Regions from separate parts of the Homo sapiens genome. Here region 1 is linked to region 2. The links are chromatin loops, found by intact Hi-C in ENCODE. Cell type or tissue: Caco-2. All regions are shown on one strand. Each heading gives the region's core, and the rest is flanking DNA. Links, peaks and the distances in the headings are about the cores only. Region 1 has its middle 29 kb from the start of LRP2. Region 2 overlaps LRP2 (LDL receptor related protein 2).

The links. Hi-C counts contacts between places; a loop is a spot of excess contacts. Peaks named below come from ENCODE experiments on the same cell type or tissue, not always from the same donor. Only the 100,000 strongest peaks of a DNase experiment are listed, where the experiment ranks them.
Region 1: it touches region 2 in a loop (6-fold over the local background); 1 of 110 quality-filtered maps calls a loop at or near these places.

The regions. Positions count from the first base shown.
Region 1 is chr2:169,387,546-169,394,697 of GRCh38, forward strand. No RefSeq gene overlaps it. Among named protein-coding and RNA genes, the nearest start is that of LRP2, 29 kb to the left of the region's middle. In Caco-2, for the core only: no CTCF peak of the experiment used is centred there; DNase peaks (open chromatin) are centred at 3,856 and 5,766.
Region 2 is chr2:169,320,757-169,327,908 of GRCh38, forward strand. LRP2 (LDL receptor related protein 2) reads right to left here. Exons shown (of 79, transcript NM_004525.3): 2 at 21-128. Among named protein-coding and RNA genes, the nearest start is that of LRP2, 38 kb to the right of the region's middle. In Caco-2, for the core only: no CTCF peak of the experiment used is centred there; a DNase peak (open chromatin) is centred at 4,065.

The DNA.
Region 1 (7,152 bases), core at 867-5,866, 67 kb after region 2:
CATTCCCATGAAGTCCTTTGTGAGATGTAATAATTTCAGCCTCAGAAAAGGTCTGCACTTTTAATTTGCAAAATGGAGGAACAAACTAGAACTCTTATTATTATAGATACCTATCTGTTACTGGATGGTCTAGCTGGAGACCATCTGAATGGTATTATATTTATAGCTGAGGTCTCCACAGTTGAGAGTGGGACTATAGATTCCCTTAGATCTTTCAAGGGTCCCAAGACCTGGAAGCACTTTTAACTAAGCTGATATTCCTCTGGCCCAAGAACTAGATAGGTGACTAGAATAAGAATCAGTGACCAAGACCACTAACTGTTAATACTCAAGAAGTCTCATAAAAACAAACCTAAAATGGTATGGAAGATTTGTTGAAGAATAGTCCATGAAAAATAAACTGTTTCAGAGGAACTTCATTAAAGATTGAGGTTTTGTACTTACTTATCAGAGAACTAATACAGTGTCTAATTTCAAACCTCTTCAGTAAAGATGTTTTTTGTTGTCTTTTTTGTGGGTTTTTTTGGACTTAGGAAGTGTCAAAGATCCATTTGGGTCAATGGGTTAATTCTGATGAAAAGAGAAGCTTCTCTTACTTGCTTTAGAAGCTTTATAGCACTATATCAGAGTAGATAATAAATAACTAATTTGTGTCTTTGGGGCTGCTGTAGACTCATCAACAAAAAAGAAAAAGAATGCTATTTCCCTGTTCCAATCTAAAAAATACAGCCAGGTCTTTGTGCTTTGAGTTTTGGGTTCCTTTGCTCAGAAGAGAGAGATAACAGTGTTCTGTGTGTTTCCTAAGCTGCCTTTTGGGAAGGCTCAGCCCATTCAAGGAAATGATATTAAAGCTTCCGTGCATCCAAGGAAAGGAGAGGTTTTGCCTAGACGCTGAAGTATTGTCGAGTCCCTGAAAGACTGGCAGAGGAGAGGAATGGGATTCTATTAGAAGTTAAGCCTACACCAGCTTCCTCAAAGTGCCCTATATGTTGAAGGGGGCTGGGCACATGGATGCTTGAGGAGGACCAGACCCTTGGGAATAGCAATGAGGCTCTCCATGGCCAAACTTGTAGAAATTAGAGATGTTCTCAGTGAAGGACACCTGGAGGTGAACAGTGAAGGGCCAGGACATGAAAAGGGCATCAAGTAGTGGGAGGAATAAACTGGTAATGGTGACCACTATGTTTCAAAGACCCAGCTCTCCTTATCATGTTTCTAAGGGTAGGGTTCTTGCACAAGCCAATGGCAGACAAATGATTTATATTGAACTGTTTATCAACCTTGGCAAATTGGAATTCAGAAGTAGATTCAATTTTATTTCAAAAAATCAAAACGAAGTGATGAATCATGATGGAAAAATCCATGCCTGTTATAGACTTTTTTACTCCTCAACAAAGTGAGAATAATAATAATAACCATATCCATCTCAAAAGTTACTGGTGTAGCAAAATGAGATATACCGTGTAGAGTAAAAAGTGCACTTCAAAGATTTCTTGTACTGTTATAGATACCCTTAGACATGGTTAGCACAGACCTTCCTTCCCTTGCTGGAGTGCTGACTAACCATTTGCCATCTCTCTCTCCTTTGCACTCAAATAAGTGAAGGTTCAGTTTATTGCAGCCAGCAAGAGTAGTTCTATGAATGTCAGGAAAAGGAGACAAACCAATGGCCGGGCTTCTGCTCTCTTGAGATTTACATTTCTCCCCCATACCAACGCCCAGTGCTAACATAAGGCTATAGAGCAGAAGCCCATATTGCTGTCCAGGCACCCTAGACCAATTAAGTCAGAGTCTCTGGGAGTAGGGCCTGAGCAGTACTAAGGTTTAACATCTTCCAGGTGATTCCAGTGTGCAGCCAGATGGAGAGCACTGACCTTGGGGATGCTATTGTTTAGGCAATGTTAATAACTTTATAGAGCTGGGCAGACAGGATGATTAAAAGAAGAACTTGAAGCAAGTTGAATTTTCAGGCAGTTGTAAGATTCGTATTGGCTTTGTTATAAATTTCATTTGTGAAATGTGTGCCTATGAAAGAGTTTTCTAGGTCAAGTCTATTTTTCTAGTCCAGGGAAGTTGACTTATCTCTTCTTGCAACAACTGCCCCTAGACCCACCAAATAAAGGATTCTTAATCCTTTCCTGTGACTTCTTTTTTGTTTTTAACATTTCTCTTATTATCCACTCTAGGAGTGGCTTCTGAAGTTATGGTGACTTTTAAGCATGATTATAGTGAATGCAGAAATCTAGCCAAACAATGTAGGAAGCTTTATTCAGCCTGAAAGCCACCACTATGACTCTTGGAAAAAATACATTGAAGGGGAAATGGTTTGAAATTCTGACTCCTAAATTAGGCACAGTGGCTCACACCTGTAATCCCAACCCTTTGGGAGGCCAAAGCAGGTGAATAACTTGAGGTCAGGAGTTCAAGACCAGCCTGGCCAATATAGTGAAACCCTGTCTCTACTAAAAATACAAAAATGAGCTGGGCAGGAGGCTGAGGCAGGAGAATCATTCAAGCCTGGGAGGCGAAGGTTGCAGTGAGCTGAGACAGCACCACTGCACTGCAGCCTGGGCAACAGAGTGAGACTCTAGTTCCAAAAAGAAAAGAAAAGAAAAACGAAATTCTGACTCCAAGACTAAGAGGGACAATTCTGAATTAATTAATTGATTGTAGCTAATCAGATAATACAGATAAATTTAGATGTGTCTAAAATATGTAAATGTACTTTTCTTTTAAGAATTTTAGTCAATGTTCTGTAACAATTTCTTAAAAGTAGCTAGATTTCTTGATTAATAAAACTTTTTGTGCCAGAAATAATTCCTCTGTCATACTCCTCACAACAGCCCTCTATGGGAGCTGTTATTGTCTTCCATTACCAAAGAGGAAGCAGTTTAAGAACATTTAAGCAATTTGCCTCAAGCTCCAAGACATAGGAAATGGCGGAACAGGGACTGAAGCCCAGATCTGTCTGATCCAAAGTCTAGACTCTTGACCATGAAGCTCTAGGGTCATTCTGGCTTTTTGAACAACTGTACGAAAAATCTTTTCCTTCCTTCAAAGTCTTATCTCACCCAACCCAATCTCTGCTTCATAGAGGAGTCTGAAACTCAACAACCTACTGGGGACCAGGATGCTAACACAAATGAGTTAATATGGGTCATACTTAAGAAAAAACTCACATTGTTCTACGTGTGTAACTTAGCCACTGCTCAGCTTCAGCCAGTTGTTGTCCTGGAAGAAATTAATTCTAGAATTACTAGTTCCCCTAATTTTGTAACAGAGGCAGACATCTGGACTTTTGTGAAAAACATCCCAACTTTTAAATGTTGGCAATAAATTTACTTGCTTTTTAAACAACATTACATGGTACAACACTGAGCAGGGTAAACTATGTGAGCCATAATTTGAGAGAAAAAAGGAAACGCATTCAGTATCTTCTGGGAGAAAATAAAGGAGACACATTCAATATCTTTTGGTTTCTGATAGATATCAGTTGGTTTAGATGCAAGTAAATGACTTTCTAGAAAACACAGTAAGGGAAAGGGGCAATGTCCACAACTCCTTGCTGGAAAAAAAGGTCAGCTCATTAACTAATCAGTCTTAGTTATACATATACCATGAAAGATAACCTTTGATGATCTTAAATCAGATTGTATGCCTTGATGACAAGGGTTAACATATAAAAATACTTTGTACCAATTACTGCTAATATCTCCTTTGGCAACAAATTCACTGCAGTGATTTAAAACTAAATCCAAATTGACTCCTTTATTTATGACAAAAGCTCTCTTATCTGCAGTGGACCAAGGAAGCATTATCAGGTTTGGAGGCAGGTTTTTGTTTTTCCCGCAGGAATGACAATGTAAATGAAAAGCCTCCCAGGTGAGTTACAGCAAAAAGGAAAAAATTCCTATTTCCTACAATCTCTTTAACTTTGGCTCTCAAATCTCTGAACTGCAGATAGGGCTGGAATGTAGAGGCATACTGGGAGTAACAGTGCCAGAATCTATTCAATGGATGTGCTTCTAGGCATATGACTTTTAAAAAGAAGTTTCCCAATATCACTCAATGGAAAAAAAGATTTATTATTTAACTTTGGGACCTCAGAATAAGTACTGAGCCAATATTTGTGTCTCTATTTCATTTATACCAGCCACTCGCATTAGTAACTATAGTATCTTAATTAGTCTCTTTTTGTTTTCTCCTGTCAGCTACATACTATTTTTGTTTGTTTGTTTGTTTGTTGTTTTCTGTTATTTTTTTAGACGGAGTGTTGCTCTGTCACCCAGGCTAGAGTGCAATGGAACAATCTTGACTCACTGCAACCTCTGCCTCCTGGGTTCAAGCAATTCTCCTGCCTCAGCCTCCCGAGTAGCCGGGACTATAGGTGCCCACCACCATGCCTGGCTATTTTTTTGTATTTTTAGTAGAGACTGGGTTTCACCATGTTAGCCAGGATGGTCTCGATCTCCTGACCTCATGATCCGCCTGCCTCGGCCTCCCAAAGTGCTGGGATTACAGATGTGAGCCACCGCGCCCAGCCAGCTACATACAATTTTTAAAACCACAGTTATCTTTGAAACTTTGTAACTTAAACTCTTTCAGATACATAGCTGCATTTGTAAAGGCATGGCTTTCAAATAATATACACTAAAAGATCAAAAGAGTGAAAGTAAAGAACAAAAATGTGTTAGAGATTCATTTTCCCTTTGGATTTATGTCTAATACAATTACTTCATTTTCAAGTTAAGGAAGAATCATACCCCTTCTATCCAAAGCAACTTTGATAGTCATTATTTTGTGTAATGCCCAATATGAAGCTTGATACACAATGAGTAGAGTGTGAGAAGGAATTGCTGAACTGTATGGCAAAGATTTTGTAAAATCTAAATTTTAAAAAATATTAGGTCTAAATATTTGCTCTTTGAATTTTTGTCTAGTTTTATTTACTCATAGGTGTTTTTTGGTCTGCCTTGAAATGCACAGAGCTGGGACCTAGGCATTTTTGCACACTTTAAATAGGGAGCCAATGGCAGTAAATGATTATATGAACCCAATTAAAATGTTGACTAGGGCTGTTGCCACTTCTTAATGTTTCAACTATGTAAGGAGAGCATTTTTCATTCCTAAAATTGACCTACATATTAAAAATAATAAATATTTTTCTTATTCCAACCAGAAAAGGAAAAGTGAAATTGAAGGAATTGTTAATACACTTCAAAAGAGTTTTTGAGCAACTCTGGATGCAAAGAAAAAAAGTAACTTCATATGGTGAGTTGTCATATTAAAAAAAGAAAAAAGCATCCAATGAATGGGAATACAGAATGCTGAGACAACTATCACAATATTTCTAGAAAGCTGATAGCTATTTTCAGATTTTCTATAATTAATTTCGGTTTTAAAAATCTATAAAACTAGAAGAGCTGCATTTACTCTGGTGGGCCATTAAGGATGCCATAGTTTCCATGGTGAAGCATTAATTGAAATTTTTAAAAGTAGAAATCATGGCAGAAGATCAAAGAATGAGAAATTGGTGGTAGGCTGTGGTCAGTTCCACATCAATAGCATGCAGCCGCCTCCTCCTTCCATTTCTAGATAAAAACCCATTAATTTCCACTCCCTTCTGTGCTAACATTCATTTCAAGAAAAACACGTTTGGACCTGCCTCGCACACACATGCCATTCACACTGTGAGGAGCAGAAGTGTAGGAACAGACTGAACATCTGAAATAGCTCTGCTCAATTCAGCTGTGCATCTGGCACCTCTGCCCCTCCTCCATCCACCTATGAGGTCTTTGCAAGAGACCTTGAGGAGGACTTATCACTCCCTTTACTGCCTGGGGTGAAAAGAAGATCAGATAACGGCACATAAAAGGTTATACAGTGGCCAAACAGGGGACAAGCATTTCTAACCCTGAGCTCATGGCAATAACCAGAAACCTACAGGTCCCTGTATTTTTCCAAATGGTTTGAACGAAAGATTCCCGTGGGGCAGATTTTTATCTGTTACATTTCTGAAATAAATTTGCTGATTTGGGAGAACCGATTTCCAGGAAGGAGTGAAAGGCCCGCAGGGCATAATTATGACCTTTCTAAAATGTGAGCCTCTGTCCTCCCACTATTTGTTTCAATCCTTCCTTTAATGTGGGTAAAACATAGCATCTCAAGGTCTTGCACAGGCATCACTTAGCCAATAGATATACTTCTAAGTGAGCTTTTAAAATTAAAGAGTAAAGCATATACACAAATCATCAAGTATAGGGTTAAACAAATTTTTCATAAATTAATCCATTTAGCCAGCGCCAGATCAAGAAACAGACCATGATCAGCATCCCAGAAACTCTCTTTTTTTAATTAATTAATATTTTTTATTATTATACTTTAAGTTCTAGGGTATATGTGCACAATGTGAAGGTTTGTTACATATGTATACATGTGCCATGTTGGTGTGCTGCACCCATTAACTCGTCATTTACATTAGGTATATCTCCTAATGCTATCCCTCCCTCCTCCCCCAACTCCACAACAGGCCCTGGTGTGTGATGTTCCCCTTCCTGTGTCCAAGTGTTCTCATTGTTGAATTCCCACCTATGAGTGAGAACATGCCCAGAAACTCTCTTCATGACCCTTTTTGTCACTCCCATCCTATCAGGGAAGCTAATATTCTGACTTCTAACCACAGAGATTCATTTTAGGAAATATAGTTTTAATGCAATTGAATTGTATCTTTTTGCATACTTAACTCCAGATAAAATCTGCAGATATGTATTGGACCAACTTAGTTGTCCCAGACATTTATTATTTGACTACTTGGCTATGCTGAATTCTGCATTGTAAATACCATTTTGGAACAAAAGACCCCAGATTTAGTCCTGTTCTGCCACTAATTAGTTGGGAGATCTGGGAAGAATCACTTCCCCATTTCGGCCCTTAAATTCCTCTTTGTAAAATAAGTACATTTAACTAGAAAAGCTATAAGCTCTCTTCTGAAAGAATATACTCTTCAGAATGGAAATATTAAGGACATATTCTTTCAATCATATGTCACTTTCAATTATATTTATATAACACCGTACCTATATACCGTTCTTCAAAGACAAATATTTATGAAGGCATTGAACATGCAGTAGTACAAGCATATTGGGGTTTTTG
Region 2 (7,152 bases), core at 1,122-6,121:
CCTGGCCCCTCCTCACTTACCGCAGCCAATTTCATCCGCGTCATCTGAACAGTCTTTGGTCCCATCACACCTCCAGTCTGCAGGGATGCAATGCCCACTTCCACAGCGAAAATGCGCACTGTCACATTCTGCAATAATAGACAGAAATTTTAAAAACTTATGCCATGCAGATATTTAACCGAAGAAATATAAATTTTTGATAAAATGAAAAATTATTCAACTAATTAGATAATCAAAGAAATGCAAATTAGAAAATTAGGTAAACATTCTCCCAATGATAATATAAAAATATTTATTTGAACATCCGTGGGAAGAAAGTGATTTTCATACACAGTTGATTAGTGTGTATCTTGATGGAACTCATTGGGAAAGCAGTTTGACAACACGTATCTTGCTTTTTAAAAATACTTGATCTTTAATTTAGTACTTTTACTTCAAGGATTTTTTTCCTAAGGAACTAATCAAAGAAGTAGACAAAGATTTATGTATAAAGATTTTCATCGCAACATTATTTATAACAAAGGAAGTTGCAAACCTCCTAAATGTCCAACAATAAAAGGATTAAATTTGTTTACATCTTTATATTGACATATTAGTAACTTAAAAAATGGTTATGGAGAAATTCTAAGTACTTAGAGAAATACTTATAATTTAATGTAACAAAAACAAGGACGTAAATTTTTACTGATAACAGAGTTACATATGCAAAAAAAAAAAAAGCGTAAAAAAGACCAGAATGTTAACAGTGGTTATCTCTGATTGATAACATCGTGAGTAACTTTTCATTTGCTTGACTATACTTTCTTGAGTTCCTCACCTTATTTTTTAAGTGATTTTTTATTACTAAATCATATATAGCAAGTTATGGCCTTTCATTCTTAGATTCAGACTAATATTTTGTCTTAATTTTTAAAAATTAAATTATAACTTGCCAGATCTATAAGCTCATCTCTGCAAACAATTTTTTTTAAACCAAAGAGCCAAAAACAAAACAAAACAAAATCTCTGCAGCCAACAAGAGTATACAAACTTGACACCAAAAGTTGACACCCCAAGTGGCAGTGATAGTCCCTAGTGATACTGGAAGGACAATATAACTTAAACAAGCTCACTTCACTGAACTAATATATCCTGTGATTTTCCTAGGTCTCCCCAAGGGACAAAGTTCCCCAAATACCTGGCCAGTGACCTTCCCAAGCATTATGTGCCACATAGAAAAATTTTTCAAAGAAAGCAGCCACTACCAGCCCCACTTAGAGAAGACTCAAAATTATTTTATTCTTTCACAAACCCAAGGGATAAAGGAGAAATTTTTGCAGTTGGAAGAATAATTATATCTTCCCCATGTATTTAAGCAATCATGCTAAATTACCCATTTCAATTTTTGGCTAATTAACCAAAATTAGGTAAATATACAGATCAAGTACCTACTCCTAAAATAAATAAGCAATGTGCTATCCTGATTTGTGTAAATGCAGGCATATCAACAGCATGACATAAACATAGTTAAGTGATCTATTTCTAGGGTATATAGGCTACTTTGTTCATGGAATGTTCAAATCTGATTGTCTGGTAGTGACATCCTGATTTATAATGTATGCTGCAAATGGTCAGAAACTTCGCTTGGCTAAATGGTGGTACCGAGTGGTACAGGAGTACGTACACCCAAATACCTTCTATAGACTAATGCATGATGGTGGTTGGTGGTGCAGGTCTGGGGTTGGTGGTGCAGGTCTCTTATCAACTACCTTTAAAACACAACAACCTCCCTTGCAAAAATGCCCCTAAGGAATGTACAAATTCACTCTGGAATCCCAGAACTTCTCATTGGATTTTGTTCTACAAAGCAATATTTCCATGGGAGATTAGGGGCTTTGGAGGTTTAGCTATTAACACAACATATATTAAATCACTTTTATCAATTAGGTCTATTGTTAGTAATCCAACATAATACATTTGTAAGTTCAGTACATTTGTCTCCCTTAGTATCTGAGGTTGTAAAGGTAGTATCTTCTGGTTGAAAAATTATAACAATCATAAAGAACAGTCCTCTTACAGACAGTTTCATATTGCTATGGAGAAAAGAAAAATATAAATTTAGAGACTGAGTATTTAGGAGGAAATTATCAGAACAATATATATTGCCTGTTTTGAAAATATATATAATTAATGCTATTTCTTAAGCAACTTTTATTACAAGTCCCATTTTTGAGGAGTGGGGTGGGGGGATTTGTTTGTTTTTGCCAAACTAAAATACCAAGTTAAACACATCATGAAAAGAACACAAAATAGAGACTCAAAAGTCATTTTATAAAACACTTCAAAGTCAATTATTTAAAATCACACATATGAAAAATGAAACTGATGGGGAAATGTTGCAATTAACTAATTTTTATAGGTAGTGATTTTCACACTTGATCTCCTCACTCCATTATCTAATATATCAAATCCAATTTACTCAATTTATCAACAGATCTATAATTCATTTGTCAAATTCACCTTTTCAGTAGTAACTTCGATGCCTGTTTATAACTCCCAAACGACTATTGTTTGGAAATATCTCTCCAGAAAAAACAAACTGATACTTTATCATTGCTGGGTGACCTCTCAGCCATCAGCCAAAATGCTTCACTGGCCTCAGAAGCTCATTCTCTCATAAAGGGAATATGTGTTGTTTAAAAATAAACCAAAAATAAACCACTAGTGAAAAGGTCTAGATTAGGTCTAATAACAATTGCAGGTGCCCCTTACTTCAATTAGTCTATATGCAATTTATTTTGAGTGTTTTGTTTTAAATAAGTAGCCTTTACTCACAAGCCCTCCAAAAGTTTTATCTAGATATTATCTACATTTTGTTATTTATTTGAAGATTTAAAAAAAAAAAAAGCTAAGGGGATGATTTCATACATTGGAGCCACCCACAGGGAGAAAAAAAAAATCTACATAGAACCAGCTTTAAAACTTTGTTCAGAAAATAGTCTCAAAACTGCCACATTCAACCAATCCAGTTTTAGCCAAGAAGTAATCTTGCAAATAATCATTTATGTAACTTTAAAACATTCTCCAGGAGCCTCTCTGGTTTGGGGGCTGCCTGATTAAAAAAAAAAAAAAATCCCTCTAGTAAAAACCAAGGAGGAAAGGAGGAAAATACAATCCACATTGAAATAAAAACCTTTTGTTAAGAACCAGGCAATCATCACAAAGGAACCATCGGAACCAAATGAACACCCTATCTCTCCAGCACTAGCCCCTGTCTGTCCCATCAATCAGAATAGATGGTGCAAAGATGAAAAGAAGTACTCATATAGCACTTAAATGGCACACACCATTCTAAGTGCTCTGCCAACATTAGCTCATTTAATCCTCATAATAACCCTATGAAATAGATACTGTTATTATGAATATTTTACAAATAAATAAATTGAAGCACAGAGCAATTCGGTAACTTGCCCAAGATCCAACAGCAAATATGTGCAAAGCAAGGATTTGAATCTGACAGCTCTGATTCCAGCATTCGTGCTACTTGACCACTACTCTATGTTCCCTTTCACCAAAAAAAAAAGTTTATTCCACTAAACTCAAGAATGAATGTAAAAATCTGATTTTTTTCCCCCAAAGCTGCTCTCAATTAACATTAATTGAGTTCATTATTGGGCTGGCATAGAATCCATAGTGCTTATATACTTCAGTTGGAGAAAAAGAGTAGTTTACTTGGTGACTAACATAGCATTAAAAAATTATTGGGCTTAGGAAAAATTGCAGCAATTGAAAGCAATGCAAAAAAAATTTAAGCGTTTTGAAATCGGTAGTAAAATTTTATTAGACATAGGAATAAACTTGTTTTCCAACCTCATAAAGAGCCCAAAGCTAGGGGAAAAAAAAAAAAAAAGAGTAATCCTTTCTTCATAAGTAGCCATATCCCAAGCTTCCTGGGTAAGTGTTGGACTAAGAATGTGTTAAGATAAGATATTAGAGTAACAGATAGCGCCCAGAGAAGAGGAGTCATTTGCCTGTTTGTTTTCCACAGCAAGGAACAACACTGGATTGAGAGCATTCCTCTGTGTCATTTACAGCCTCTGGCACAGCACCGGGTGCTTATGGAATAGCTAATGCATGTTCGTCAGGAAGTGTAGAATTCTCTTTGTAAAACTCAGCCTGCTGAGACCATTATATATCAGAGATATAGAAAGCTATCAGAGCAAACAATGAGACTTTAAATAGAAATTTACCATCTTAAATCCATAGAAAGAAAAATGGAATCTGGAATAATCTGAAAAAAGGGGAATATCTAGAAGTTTTTTTCAAAAAAAAAAAAAAAGAAAGAAAAAAACATTGAGTCATATTAATAGCAGTTTCATTCTTTTACCCGTTCCTTGTAAGTTTCTTTCTCCTTCCATAAATTCTATTCTTATAAGACAAAGACAAGTGGTAGTCAATGGAACATTGTCCAAAGTTAACAGAGTAAGGTAATTTCTGTGGCAAATCCTATTTCCCCGCTAGATCCTCTTAACACATGCTGGTCCTTCCAAACACTTGGTCTACCTGAGGAGGTACAGTCCTCTTTTTAAAAATTTGTATGAGTAAATCACATTTTAATAGTTCCACCTTCACTGAACTCAAAGAAACAAACAAATTTAAGAGGCAATTCCTTAACTTATCCATAATTTTTGCTTCACTTTTTCTATACTTAATTTTGATTCCTTTGGTATGGATAGACATCCTTCTGATATTCATAAGTTGGCTGACAGTTCACTACAATTCCCATACCTTGCCCACATAAACAAGGCCAGTCCCCTTTTGAAGATTTAGAGTCACCTGCTTATTTCCAAAACTTTACACTATAGTGATGATAGCCAAGGGTAACAAATTGTATGGAGCACTCTACCCTGTCTAGTGTCAAATTGATAGAATAGTCAAGGATTCAGTTAATGAAACTGAAACAAGACAGGAACAGCAAACCAACCTGCTAGTCTCTTTCTGTGCAACATTTTAACTGTCTGGTTTTCCTTACAGATCATCAAATAGGTGGCAGGAATTCTTTTGGGTTTTTTTTTTAATCCAGTTTACAAACCACTGAATAGACTGCTTTGTCCCAATTATTGATTCAGAGCCCTGATGTTTTCTTAGAGCAAAACAATACTATAAGGACATTTCAAGAAGTCAAAGATTTGGGGACAAAACCCACAATGCAAATTGATGCATTATCATGTAGACACATCATTTAAGTGCAAAAATAAATGAATAAATAAATAAGGACCAAAAGAATATGATGCCAGATTCACTAAAGCCACAAATAAATTCATAACTACTATATGCAATTGTCCTAGGATCAGTGGAAGAAAAAAGAAAAATAAGATATGGTCCTTTTTTGCTCTGCCTCTCCCTCTCCCTCTCCCTCTCCCTCTCCCTCTCCCTCCCCCTCTCCCCTCTCCCCTCTCCCCTCTCCCCTCTCCCCTCTCCCTCTCGGTCTCCCTCTCCCTCTCTTTCCACGGTCTCCCTCTGATGCCGAGCCGAAGCTGGACTGTACTGCTGCCATCTCGGCTCACTGCAACCTCCCTGCCTGATTCTCCTGCCTCAGCCTGCCGAGTGCCTGCGATTGCAGGCGCGCGCCACCACGCCTGACTGGTTTTCGTACTTTTTTGGTGGAGACGGGGTTTCACTGTGTTGGCCGGGCTGGTCTCCAGCTCCTAACCGCGAGTGATCCGCCAGCCTTGGCCTCCCGAGGTGCCGGGATTGCAGACGGAGTCTGGTTCACTCAGTGCTCAATGGTGCCCAGGCTGGAGTACAGTGGCGTGATCTCAGCTCGCTACAACCTCCATCTCCCAGCCGCCTGCCTTGGCCTCCCAAAGTGCCGAGATTGCAGCCTCTGCCCGGCCACCACCCCGTCTGGGAAGTGAGGAGCGTCTCTGCCTGGCCGCCCATCGTCTGGGACGTGAGGAGCCCCTCTGCCTGGCTGCCCAGTCTGGAAAGTGAGGAGCGTCTCTGCCCGGCCGCCATCCCATCTAGGAAGTGAGGAGCGCCTCTTCCCGGCAGCCATCCCATCTGGGAAGTGAGGAGCGTCTCTGCCCGGCCGCCCATCGTCTGAGATGTGGGGAGCGCCTCTGCCCCGCCGCCCCGTCTGGGATGTGAGGAGTGCCTCTGCCCGGCGGCGACCCCGTCTGGGAGGTGAGGAGCGTCTCTGCCCAGCCGCCCCGTCTGAGAAGTGAGGAGACCCTCCACCCAGCATCCGCCCCATCTGAGAAGTGAGGAGCCCCTCCGCCCGGCAGCCACCCCGTCTGGGAAGTGAGGAGCGTCTCCGCCCGGCAGCCGCCCAGTCCGGGAGGGAGGTGGGGGGGTCAGCCCCCCGCCCGGCCAGCCGCCCCATCCGGGAGGGAGGTGGGGGGGTCAGCCCCCCGCCCGGCCAGCCGCCCCGTCCAGGAGGGAGGTGGGGGGGTCAGCCCCCCGCCTGGCCAGCCGCCCCATCCGGGAGGGAGGTGGGGGGGTCAGCCCCACGTCCGGGAGGGAGGTGGGGGGGTCAGCCCCCCGCCCGGCCAGCCGCCCCGTCTGGGAGGGAGGTGGGGTCAGCCCCCCGCCCGGCCAGCCGCCCCATCCGGGAGGTGAGGGGCGCCTCTGCCCAGCCGCCCCTACTGGGAAGTGAGGAGCCCCTCTGCCGGGCCAGCCACCCCGTCCGGGAGGGAGGTGGGGGGATCAGCACCCCGCCCGGCCAGCCGCCCCGTCTGGGAGGGAGGTGGGGGGGTCAGCCCCCCGCCCGGCCAGCCGCCCCGTCCGGGAGGGAGGTGGGGTCAGCCCCCCGCCCGGCCAGCCGCCCCATCCGGGAGGTGAGGGGCGCCTCTGCCCAGCTGCCCCTACTGGGAAGTGAGGAGCCCCTCTGCCGGGCCAGCCACCCCGTCCGGGAGGGAGGTGGGGGGCTCAGCCCCCTCCCGGCCAGCCGACCCATCCGGGAGGGAGGTGGGGGGATCAGCACCCCGCCCGGCCAGCCGCCCCGTCCGGGAGGGAGGTGGGGGGGTCAGCCCCCCGCCCGGCCAGCCGCCCCGTCTGGGAGGTGAGGGGCGCCTCTGCCCGGCCGCCCCTACTGGGAAGTGAGGAGCCCCTCTGCCCAGCCAGCCGCCCCGTCCGGGAAGGGAGGTGGGGGGGTCAGCCCCCCGCCCGGCC